Linked DNA regions of Homo sapiens: region 2 is linked to region 1. The links are chromatin loops, found by intact Hi-C in ENCODE. Cell type or tissue: heart right ventricle. All regions are shown on one strand.

The links. Hi-C counts contacts between places; a loop is a spot of excess contacts. Peaks named below come from ENCODE experiments on the same cell type or tissue, not always from the same donor. Only the 100,000 strongest peaks of a DNase experiment are listed, where the experiment ranks them.
Region 2: it touches region 1 in a loop (2.5-fold over the local background); 3 of 110 quality-filtered maps call a loop at or near these places.

The regions. Positions count from the first base shown.
Region 1 is chr16:9,796,374-9,801,373 of GRCh38, reverse strand. GRIN2A (glutamate ionotropic receptor NMDA type subunit 2A) reads left to right here. Exons shown (of 13, transcript NM_001134407.3): 11 at 2,910-3,097. All of the region lies in intron 2 of LOC105371077 (a long non-coding RNA gene), which reads right to left. Among named protein-coding and RNA genes, the nearest start is that of LINC01195, 340 kb to the right of the region's middle. In heart right ventricle, a CTCF peak has its summit at 2,571; a DNase peak (open chromatin) is centred at 3,937; H3K4me3 peaks cover 698 bases; H3K27ac peaks cover 3,404 bases.
Region 2 is chr16:9,444,817-9,449,816 of GRCh38, reverse strand. LINC01177 (long intergenic non-protein coding RNA 1177) reads left to right here and starts at 4,832. Exons shown (of 4, transcript NR_126397.1): 1 at 4,832-4,884. LINC01195 (long intergenic non-protein coding RNA 1195) reads left to right here. Exons shown (of 5, transcript NR_126349.1): 2 at 1-97; 3 at 1,775-1,908; 4 at 3,588-3,646; 5 at 3,749-3,804. In heart right ventricle, no CTCF peak of the experiment used is centred here; a DNase peak (open chromatin) is centred at 2,456; H3K27ac peaks cover 2,513 bases.

The DNA.
Region 1 (5,000 bases):
ACATGTGTGTGTGTATATGTTTATTTTTTGAGGAATGGAGAGACGAGAGTTGGGTGGTACTTAGAAAGTCTAAATAAAACCAAGTTTCTATATCTCCATGGCAACATGGATACGGGAAGTATTGACGTTGCAAGTATCTCAGCTTTATCAAGAGACCAACACCTTCCACGGCCCTAAGTCCTTAGGATACATGTGTTATCCAGAGTTTCAATTTCCCTATGGATAGCCACAGAATGTGACTGTTGGCTCACACAATCTTAGAATACCACAGCTGAACAAGTGTCTCAGCAAGACCACAATGAACGCCACCTCTCACAGAGGAGAAACCAGAAATCCAAAAGGAGAAAGTGACTTTCCTGAGGTTGCACCATCATCCTAGCCTAGACTAGAACTCAGGTTCCTTTCACCTACTACTCCAGTGTTCCTGTTACACACCCTACTCCCATTATACACAAGTTACTTTTGACCTTGTATAACTCTCCATCCCATATTTCTGCAGGTCTCACTATTGCTGGCTGTTCCTCTTGACTTGCTGTCATCAAGCCAAGCTCTAGGTTGCTCCAGGTTACGTATGACAGCTCTAGGTTACCATCGCTGTTGCCAATCAGTGCCCAGTTCTCTTCTGCTGCTGCTTGATCTGATTCCCTTTAATACTCTCAGAGCCTAAAACCAAGTCTCTGATACCCCTACCTTGAGATCAAAGCTTCAGAGTGTTTCTGTGGATGAGACAAGTCCTACAGTTTTGCGCCACCTCAAACCATTATAGAAACAAAAAAAAATTAAAATGAAGAACACGGCTGTAAACCTGCCAAATAGTTTTGTTCCCATAGGGAGTCCTTCGGCAGCTGTCTCTGAAAAGATGCAGTGTTTCACATCCTCTCTTTGCCATTTTTATTTTTATTTTTTTGCTTCACTGTTTTATGTTTTCTTGTTAAAGAAAGGCAATAAAGTTGAGAAAGTGTCATGAAGTTGAGTCATCTCCGATTTAGTTTTCTTACCCATTTTAGAGTTGAGACATTCATCCCTGCATTCCACAGTGATCATTTCAGCCTCGTTAAATAACTTTAACATTTGGAAACAATATCCAGGACTACTGACAGGGATCTAATCATAATTAGCACCTGTAATCCCAGCACTTTGGGAAGCCGAGGTGGGTGGATCACTTGAGGCCAGGAGTTCAAGACCAGCCTGACCAACCTGGTGAAACCCTGTCTCTACTAAAAATATAAAAATTAGCCGGGAGTGGTGGCAGGCACCTGTAATCCCAGCTATTTGGGAGGCTGAGGCACAAGAATCACTTGAACCCAGGAGGTGGAGGTTGCAGTGAGCTGAGATCGCACCATTGCACTCCAGCCTGGGCAATGGAGTGAGACTCCATCTGAATAATAATAATAATAATAATAATAATATTTAGGCACAGTTGTGCCCTTGGAGAGATTACCTGATGCTTATTTTCTGGGGTATGCATAGGATTTCTAAGGAAATGATAACATTCCACATTTTGAACTGCATGGTGATTTCAAGGATATATACATATGTAAAAATTCATCAAGCATTTTATTACACATACGTTATACCTCAATAAAAATAAGTGTATCAAAAAAGAATTTAAAAGTGCTATGTGTATTCACATGGAAATATATTCACTAGGTATGGAATGAGAGAAGAAAGCAATATGTGAAATAGTTTGTGTGGCATAATAACATTTTCGGGATTAAAACAAGGGTTGGCAAACTACAGCCCGTGGACCCATCTGTTTTCCTAAATAACATTTTATCGGAACACAGCAAAGTTCGTTTGTTTACACATTCTCTATGGCTGCTTTGGCACTATGTCTTGGTTTCCTAGGGCAGCCATAACAAAGGAATGCAACCTGAGCAGCTTAAAGAACAGAAATGACTGTCTCGCAGCTCTGGAGGCTAGATGTCCAAGATCAGGGCATCTGCAGGACCACGCTTCCACCGAAGGCTCCAGGGAGGGATCTGTTCCAGGCCTCTCTCCTGACTTCTGGTAGTTCCTTGGCTTGCAGCAGCATAACTCCAGTCTTCATATGGCGTTCTCCCTGTGTGCATGTCTGTGTTCAGATTTCTCCTTTTAATAAGGACGGCAGCCACAGTGGATTAGGGGTTCACCCTACTTCTGTATGAATGTTAGGGGTGGACACAGTGCAGCCCCATAACACCCTACAACAGCAGAGTTTAATAGCTGCAACAGAGACGGTATGTCCTACAAAGCCTCAACTATTTATTATCTTGTCTTTATAGAAGAAAGTTTGCCAATCTCTGTGTATGCGTGTTTGTGCATACTCACTAAAACATTTGGAAGGCTGTTCACTAACATGTTAACAAAGGTTGAATCTGAGTTATAGAATTATAGGTAGCTTTAATTTTAATTGTATTTTTAATACTTTTCTATATTATTTGGATTTTTAAAAATTCTGCAATAATTTCTGTATGATAAATAAGCAGCACATGTATTTCTTTTGGGAGGAAAAAATATTCCTATTTAGTTCCTTTCCCCTTCATACACACTACCACCAAATTCTTCTGCCCCTTAGTGGTTTATTTTGTTCTGATGCAAACCTTTCTAAATAGGGCACTGTCCTCCACCACTGGGAGTGTTAAGGACAAACACTTAGCAAACCAGCAAACTCAACTGTTTACTCACTTGGGTATATGGATCCTTCATGTCTTTATTTAGCTGCCTCTTGTAAGTTGGAGAGAAAAGGTTCTGGCTTTTATCTCCTCATTAAAAATAGATCCTTTTATGATGAGGGGATGGAGAGGCCATGAGTCATCATCACCAGCATGAAAGAAAGTGTGGGATGCTTTCAGGATCAGGCCTCAGGAGCTGGACCCCGAGGTGGTACCTGGCCACCCCTATGACCCCCTGGTTTCTTGTCATTTCAGGAAGCTGGACGCTTTCATCTACGATGCCGCAGTCTTGAATTACAAGGCTGGGAGGGATGAAGGCTGCAAGCTGGTGACCATCGGGAGTGGGTACATCTTTGCCACCACCGGTTATGGAATTGCCCTTCAGAAAGGCTCTCCTTGGAAGAGGCAGATCGACCTGGCCTTGCTTCAGTTTGTGGGTGATGGTAAGACCCCGGGTGACCCCTTTCTTTAGGGGGACTTGAGACCCTCACACTCGCTTTGTTTGCTCCTGGGCTTCCCAGTGGATCTTTGCATGATGAGTTTGCTCCCTAAAAATATTTACTGAGTTCCTGTCACATGAAACCATGGTTCTTTAGGTTGCTTATAATGGAAAGCAATTCTAGATAACTAAATTTAACAAACAAAAGTATTCTAAGGATACAGTCTCTCTCAGGGGATTTAGGAAAGAGTTAAATAGGTTTAGAAAAAGACAAGAGCCAGGACAGTCCTGGTGCCTTAAGTGGGAATTTATAGGTCTTCTGTCTAGGGCAGTGGTTCTCAAAGGGTGAAGGGCAATTTTGTCCCTCAGGTGACATTTGGCAATGCCTGGAGACACATTCAGTGATCACGGCTGGGAATCTGCTTGCTGATCTAATGGGTAGAGGCCAGGGCCAGAAGATGCAGGAAAACACCTTACAGGGTCCAGGACAGCCCCCTACATCACAAAACACAAAATTATCCAACCTCACATGTTGGTAGGCTGTGGTTGAGAAACGCTGCTGTACAAAATTACATAACTAGGCTGTAATCAGTCCCAATTTCACTCCAGAGAAAGGATTTCTGATGCATTTTGAGGTCAAAGACTCTTTCCTAGACTTATCAGGCATGACTCACGGTGGAGTCATGTTGTACCAACATGGCAACTCATGTTCTTATCCCGTGGAGGAATGAAGGAAAGGCAATCTCTATTGCAGTCTAATGAGACTGTGGCATTTATAGAACTGTAAAGCCGCTTGGGCCAGCTGTGTCACCAGAAGCATTTCCTCCTGTCTGCCCTTTCTACTTCATAGCTGGTGATCTCACTATAGCCCGGGGTTTCCTGGCATGGCCTCTAGAGGCTGGCCGTGGCTTGGAATGGCAGGTTGGTTTCCTTTCAATTGCCAACACGGAGGAAATAGGAAAAGCAAAGTCAGCTCAGATAGCAGGTTAACACCAAAAATGAGCTCGGTATGAGGAGGATAGAAAGGCTCAAGCCAGAGGGCAGAAGCCCCGTTCAAATAGTGGAGGCTATATTCAGAGATGATTACAGAACGTGTTATGCCAGGCTACAGGTGGGAGAGAAAAATCTAGTTACCACTACAGTGAAATGCAATATCAAAATAGGCAGAGGTTAGCTAGTGCATAGGGTTAGTGTGAATTCGAATGAAGTGCACAATTACTTGTGGCTTCTTATCTTCTTTCTATTCACAGAGTTAAATCCTAGATTCTCACAGTGCCATCAGGCATTCTAAATGTGTTTTATATTTAACTCCCAAATGAGAACATGTGAGTCTTTGAATTCTCCATAGGGCATTTGTACCTTCCTCAGATCACTGGCCATGTTCTCTGCTGTGTAATAATGATTTGTGGCTGTGTTGGTCAGCTTTTTGCTGTGAGATCTTAGAGGCGTACAACAGTAAGCATTTATTTTCCTCATGGTAGTGCAGGTTGAGTGGAGAAGCTCTGCCTGGGGTGGGGATAGTGCCTCTGCTTCCTGCCACAAGCGTACGAATCAGTGGTGTGGTCTCTGCTCCACACGTGTTTCTGCTGTGTCTCGGGCTGAAAAGGTAGCAGCTACCTGGGGAAGCTCTTTTCCTGGCCATGGCAGAAGCACAGAAAGGAACGCCTAGCTGCACATGCACATTTCAAGCCACTGCTTGGTCACGTTCACGTCTGCTAACATCCTTCTGTCCAAAGCAGGTCAGGTGGCCAAGTTCAGGGTCAAGGGATTGCAGGTATACTCTGCCTTTCATGAGATAGGTCTTGAAGTTTTATGGCAATAGTGTGGACACTGAGAGTATGCTGAAGAATTGGGGCCAAATGTTTTGCCTATCACAGGGGTGGATAATCACCCTTACAGGGGATGAA
Region 2 (5,000 bases), 350 kb after region 1:
ATGCAACTTACACTTTCTGTTGCATGAAGTGGTCACGTGACTCAATCTGCTTAAAAAAAAAAACACAGACTGCTATATTCTAAAGAACACCAAACAGGTAATAACTCCAAGCATTTACTACTCCTACCCCTGCTGCTGCTGCAGCTACTGACATTATTACTGCCGTTGCTACTACTACTTCCACTGTTACTTCTGCTGCTGCTGATGCTGTTACTGCTACCACTACTGCTGTTGCTGTTATGACTACCACTATGTCTACAACTACTATTGCTGCTGTTACTCCTACTACCACTGTTTCTTCTTGCTCCTCTTCTACTACTACTGCTATTCTAATACTGCTACTAATGCCATTATTACTATTATTTCTACTATTACTATGACAATCACTGCTATTGCTATTTTTAGCACACTTTACTCTTGGCTTCCATGACACTCATTTCTTGGTTTTCTCTTACTTCTCTGGGTGCTCCCTCTCAGTTTCCCTCAATCCATCTTTCCTCCACCCCCAACCCTGGTACCCTTCCCTAGCACTCTGTGCTTTCCTTCAGATGATGTCAACAATTCCCTCTAAAATGCTATATTTTGATGAGTTCTCATAGGCATTTTCAGTCAAGATATTTTGAACATGACTTCTCCATGTTTTGGAAAAAACTCCTCTCCTGGAATCTACATTTGGGTGTCTCTCAGAAGCCTCAAACTCAATCTGACAAAAGCTGGACTCTTGCCCTCCCCTTCCAAATCTGCCCCCTCCCTTCCTGTATCTTCTGTCTTAGGAAATGAAACCATGACTTCCATCATCATCTCACAATAAACCTGGCAATTATGTCCGACACTCCCTTTCTCTTGTTCCCGAACACTCTCTCACTCACAAATTCCTATGGATTTTACCTTATAAATGTTTTTGATACTCTCAAAGCCCTGACTTCACCACTACATAATCTAGGCATATAACAAAATTACACTGGTACCCCATAAATTTATACAAATTTTAAAATATATTTCTTGAGCATGTCTACTTCTGTGCATCATCCCCTCAGCTCATGAGATTGTCTCCCATGTCACCAGGACCATTATTGTTGTTTCCTAACTTCCACTATTGGCCCCTTTAGTTAACTCTCCATTTTTAAAAGATCTTTCATGCTTTTTTTTTTTTTTTTTTTTTTTTTGAGACAGGGTATTATTCTGTCACCCAGGCTGGAGTGCAGTGGGGTAATCATGGCTCACTGCAGCCTCGGCCTCCTGGGCTCAAGTGATCCTTCCAAGTCAGCCTCCCAAGTAGCTGGAAAGAGGTGTGCACCACCATGCCCAGCTATTTTTTTTTAATATTTTTGTAGAGATGGGAGTCTCACTATGTTGCCCAGGCTTCGTATTCAACTCCTGGCTGAAGTCCTCCCACTTCAGCATTCCAAAGTGTTGGGATTACAGGCATGAACCACTGCACCCACCTATTTCATACCTTTTCTTTGTTTGTAAAATCAAGTTCAAAATCTACAACATGCCCCTCAGGGGCAGCCTGATTGTCTCCTTCTCCCCCTCCAGCTTCACCCTAGGATCTTTGTCTTCCCTCTTGCTTCAACCACGCATATCTGTCTCCTCTGTGAGCCAGATTCTTTCATCGCAAGGTCTTTCCACATGCTCTTTCCTCTGCCTGGAATGTTCCTTTAGCCCCATCTCCCCAACCCACCCACAGGGCTCACACTCATCTTTCAAACTTCATCTTCACTGTCATTTCCTTCAACCTCCTACCTGACTTGCTTCCCTTTGTCAATCTCAGAGCACCGATGGATTTTGCCTTGTAATTACCTGTATGAGTGAAATCATGTTCAAAGACTGTCTCTCCTGATAGAACGTGAAGGTCAGGACACGCTTGTAATCCCAGTGCCAAGAACGGAGCCTGGCACAAAGCAGGTATTCAATGAATGTGTACTGAGTGAACAAACAAGTAAATCATCACCATTGTTGTTATAAAGTCACTGCCCTCTGGAGATTTCAGTTCCCTCTTATGAGCATCCCATTCTGTGAGATTTTATTTTGTTTATGAAATGTTCTGCTCTACTCCCTTGAACCTAGCAGGTTTCAATTTGGCTTTCCTTCCATTCTTCCCAGACTCATGTGGGACAGACCTTAATGCATGCATTTGGCTCTAATAAACTCAGTTCCAAGGTATTTGAACTTCCTGCTATTCTGGGGTGGCACTGTTACGAAAAGGGGAAAAATCACTGTCCTCTAACAATTATTATCACTGTTATTGCCATTTGAGCTAGAAGCCACCTAAGCAGCTTCTGAAAACATTTCAGTTAAAGAACCTACAGTGTGCCTGAGTCTGTTTTTTATTTTTAAATTTTTCTCTGGAGCTTCCTGGACCCAATCACCCAGAGATGGTAGAAGGGCCCTGGTGAAACATACCAGCCCTGAGGTGCCTCATGACTGACAGATCTTTGCAGCTATGGGCCAGCTGCCATCTGCCAAGTGGCCTCCAAGGGCTCCTGCCAAGAAAGGAGAGGCTCGAGGGAGCAGGAATTGAAAATAACTTAGTATACACAACACACATACACACACAGTCTTATCAATACCCTTGGCTCATTTCAGACGTTGAGCTGTAAATATCAAATCCTCAAGGGTATTTCAAAAATAATTGCATTAGAGCAGGTCTGTTGGGTCCACGCCCCTTAAAGATAAAATAAACCTCACCCCATCATGTGCCCTCACCCATAAACAGATGACAGGGAACTCCATAGAAACTCAGTCTATATTTATGCTGAAGCTCTGTTCTTCCTGATGAGACTCTCCATTACTCCAATAGGATTTTTCTTTCCTTTAAAAGTGACTCTTGGCTGAGCATGGTGACTCATGCCTGTAATCTCACACTACTTTGGGAGGCCAAGGGGGGCAGATCACCAGAGGTCAGGAGCTCAAGACCAGCCTGGCCAAAATGATGAAACCCCTTCTCTACTAAAAATACAAAAATTACCTGGGTGTGGAGGTGCACACCTGTAATCCCAGCTACTCTACTCTGGTAGCTGAGGCAGCAGAATCGCTTGAACTTGGGAGGCAGAGGTTTTAGTGAGCTGAGATTGCACCACTGCACTCCAGCCTGCGTAACAGAGCGAGATTCTGCTTCAAAATAAATAAATAAATAAATAAATAAATAAATAAATAAATAAATAAAAATAAAAGTGACTCTTGGTCCTGGAATGTCTGGGAAATAGCAGGAAAATGGGCAGAACTTCCTCTAATCAGCCTTCCCTTTTGTGCACTCAGAACCATGATCCCGCTCCCAGCTCCCCTGGACCCCTGCTGAGGTGCCTGCTGCAAATGGATCATGCTCTGTATTTTACAGACGTTGTCTTGGTTGCTGCCATCATAACCCCTCAGGGCCCAGGTCTCACAGTACCCTCCGACAGAGCTATTTAAGCCCCCAAAAGCCCCAGCTGTTTCCATACTTCCACCTCCCAACTCTGAGTCTCAACGATGCTTGCCTCCTCCTCTCAGCATCCCACATCAGATCCCAAGTTACTCAGGATTTATAGGACTCTCAGGAAAGCAGTGAATCACTCCCCCTTTCTCTACGTATTACTCAATCACAGGTTCCGGAACCAGTTACCAATCAAAGGAAGATACCAAATATCTCCAGCCTTTGTCTTGGGTGAGTAGGACTCAGCCAGGTTCTTCAGACAGTGTTGAGAACACAGACCAGTCAAGCTTGCATATTTTCTAAAGATTTACTGGACTCTCTGTACTTTCACAGAAGCAGACAATGGCCCTTCACCAGTAAGACCAAGAGAATAAGAAAAAATAATACAAGTTATGTATTGAATGTTTACCAGTTTTCTAATCACTTCACAGGCCTTACCTTTCATTGAAATTTACAAGATCCTGATGCGTTATGTGGTTGTTGTCCTCCTCATTGTTGCTGCTATTATTTTGCAAGGAGAAAGACTGAGGCTCAGAGTGTTTAATTAATTTACCCTTCCATTGTCAGGCAAATGACAATGCTTTTTTGAAACACGTATCTGTGTTGATTCCAAAACCTGAGCTTTTAAAAGTATTAAAAATAACAAAAGCTGACATTTAATGATCACATTACCGAATGCTAGGCGCTAAGCTAAGCATTTAACATGCCTTCTATTCTTTCCTGTAATGATCCCACGAGGTAGGCATCAATATGCCCATTTTAGAGAAGAGGTCACTGAGGTCCAGAACAGCTAAGTATCTGGTCCAAGGACTTATGGCTGATGAGCAGAGAAGCAGGGATTCCAGCCCTAGTCTTCTGACCTCGGAGTCTACTTACCCACAGCACTATGGGAACCTCTACAAAAGTTTTATGGAGGACCTCTGGCCCACAGAGAAGAATTATCTCAAAATGTTTCCCTATGCAGACTCAGTCCTCTGACCAAAACCCAACATCCTACTTTTTTAAATTCAAATCAATAGCAAAAGCAGAGATTGAGATTTGTATCTTTAAGCTACAATTCAAAACTTTGTCTTATTCTTAAAACACATGATAATATACAATCACCTCCAGTGGAGCCACCTAAGCCCCCAGCTGCCCCAGCTACTTCCATACTTTCGTCTCCCAACTCTGAGTCTCCACAATGTTTGCCTCCTACATCAGATCCCAAGTTACTCAGGATTTATAGAACTCTCAGGAAAGCAGTGAATCTCTACCCCTTCCCCTACCTGTTCCTCAATCACAGGTTCTAGAACCAGTTACCAATCAAAGGAGATACTAAATATCTCCAGCCTTCGTCTTGGGTGAATGAGAATCAGCCAGGCAGAGAGGCGTCCTCCAGCAAGGAAGACCAGCTTGTGCCAAGGCCCAGCGGAGACAAGACACAATGGGGTATTTCCGGAGCTGCTTATACTTCAGCATGACACAGCCTGGTAAGTGGGCTGGGAGCACGCAGCCGCTCCTTTGTGAAAGGGCAGGCTCCGAAAGGTGGATTCCCCTGGTGTCCCGTATCCTCGGATTTTGCACCACTCAGTGCCTCCATTCCTGG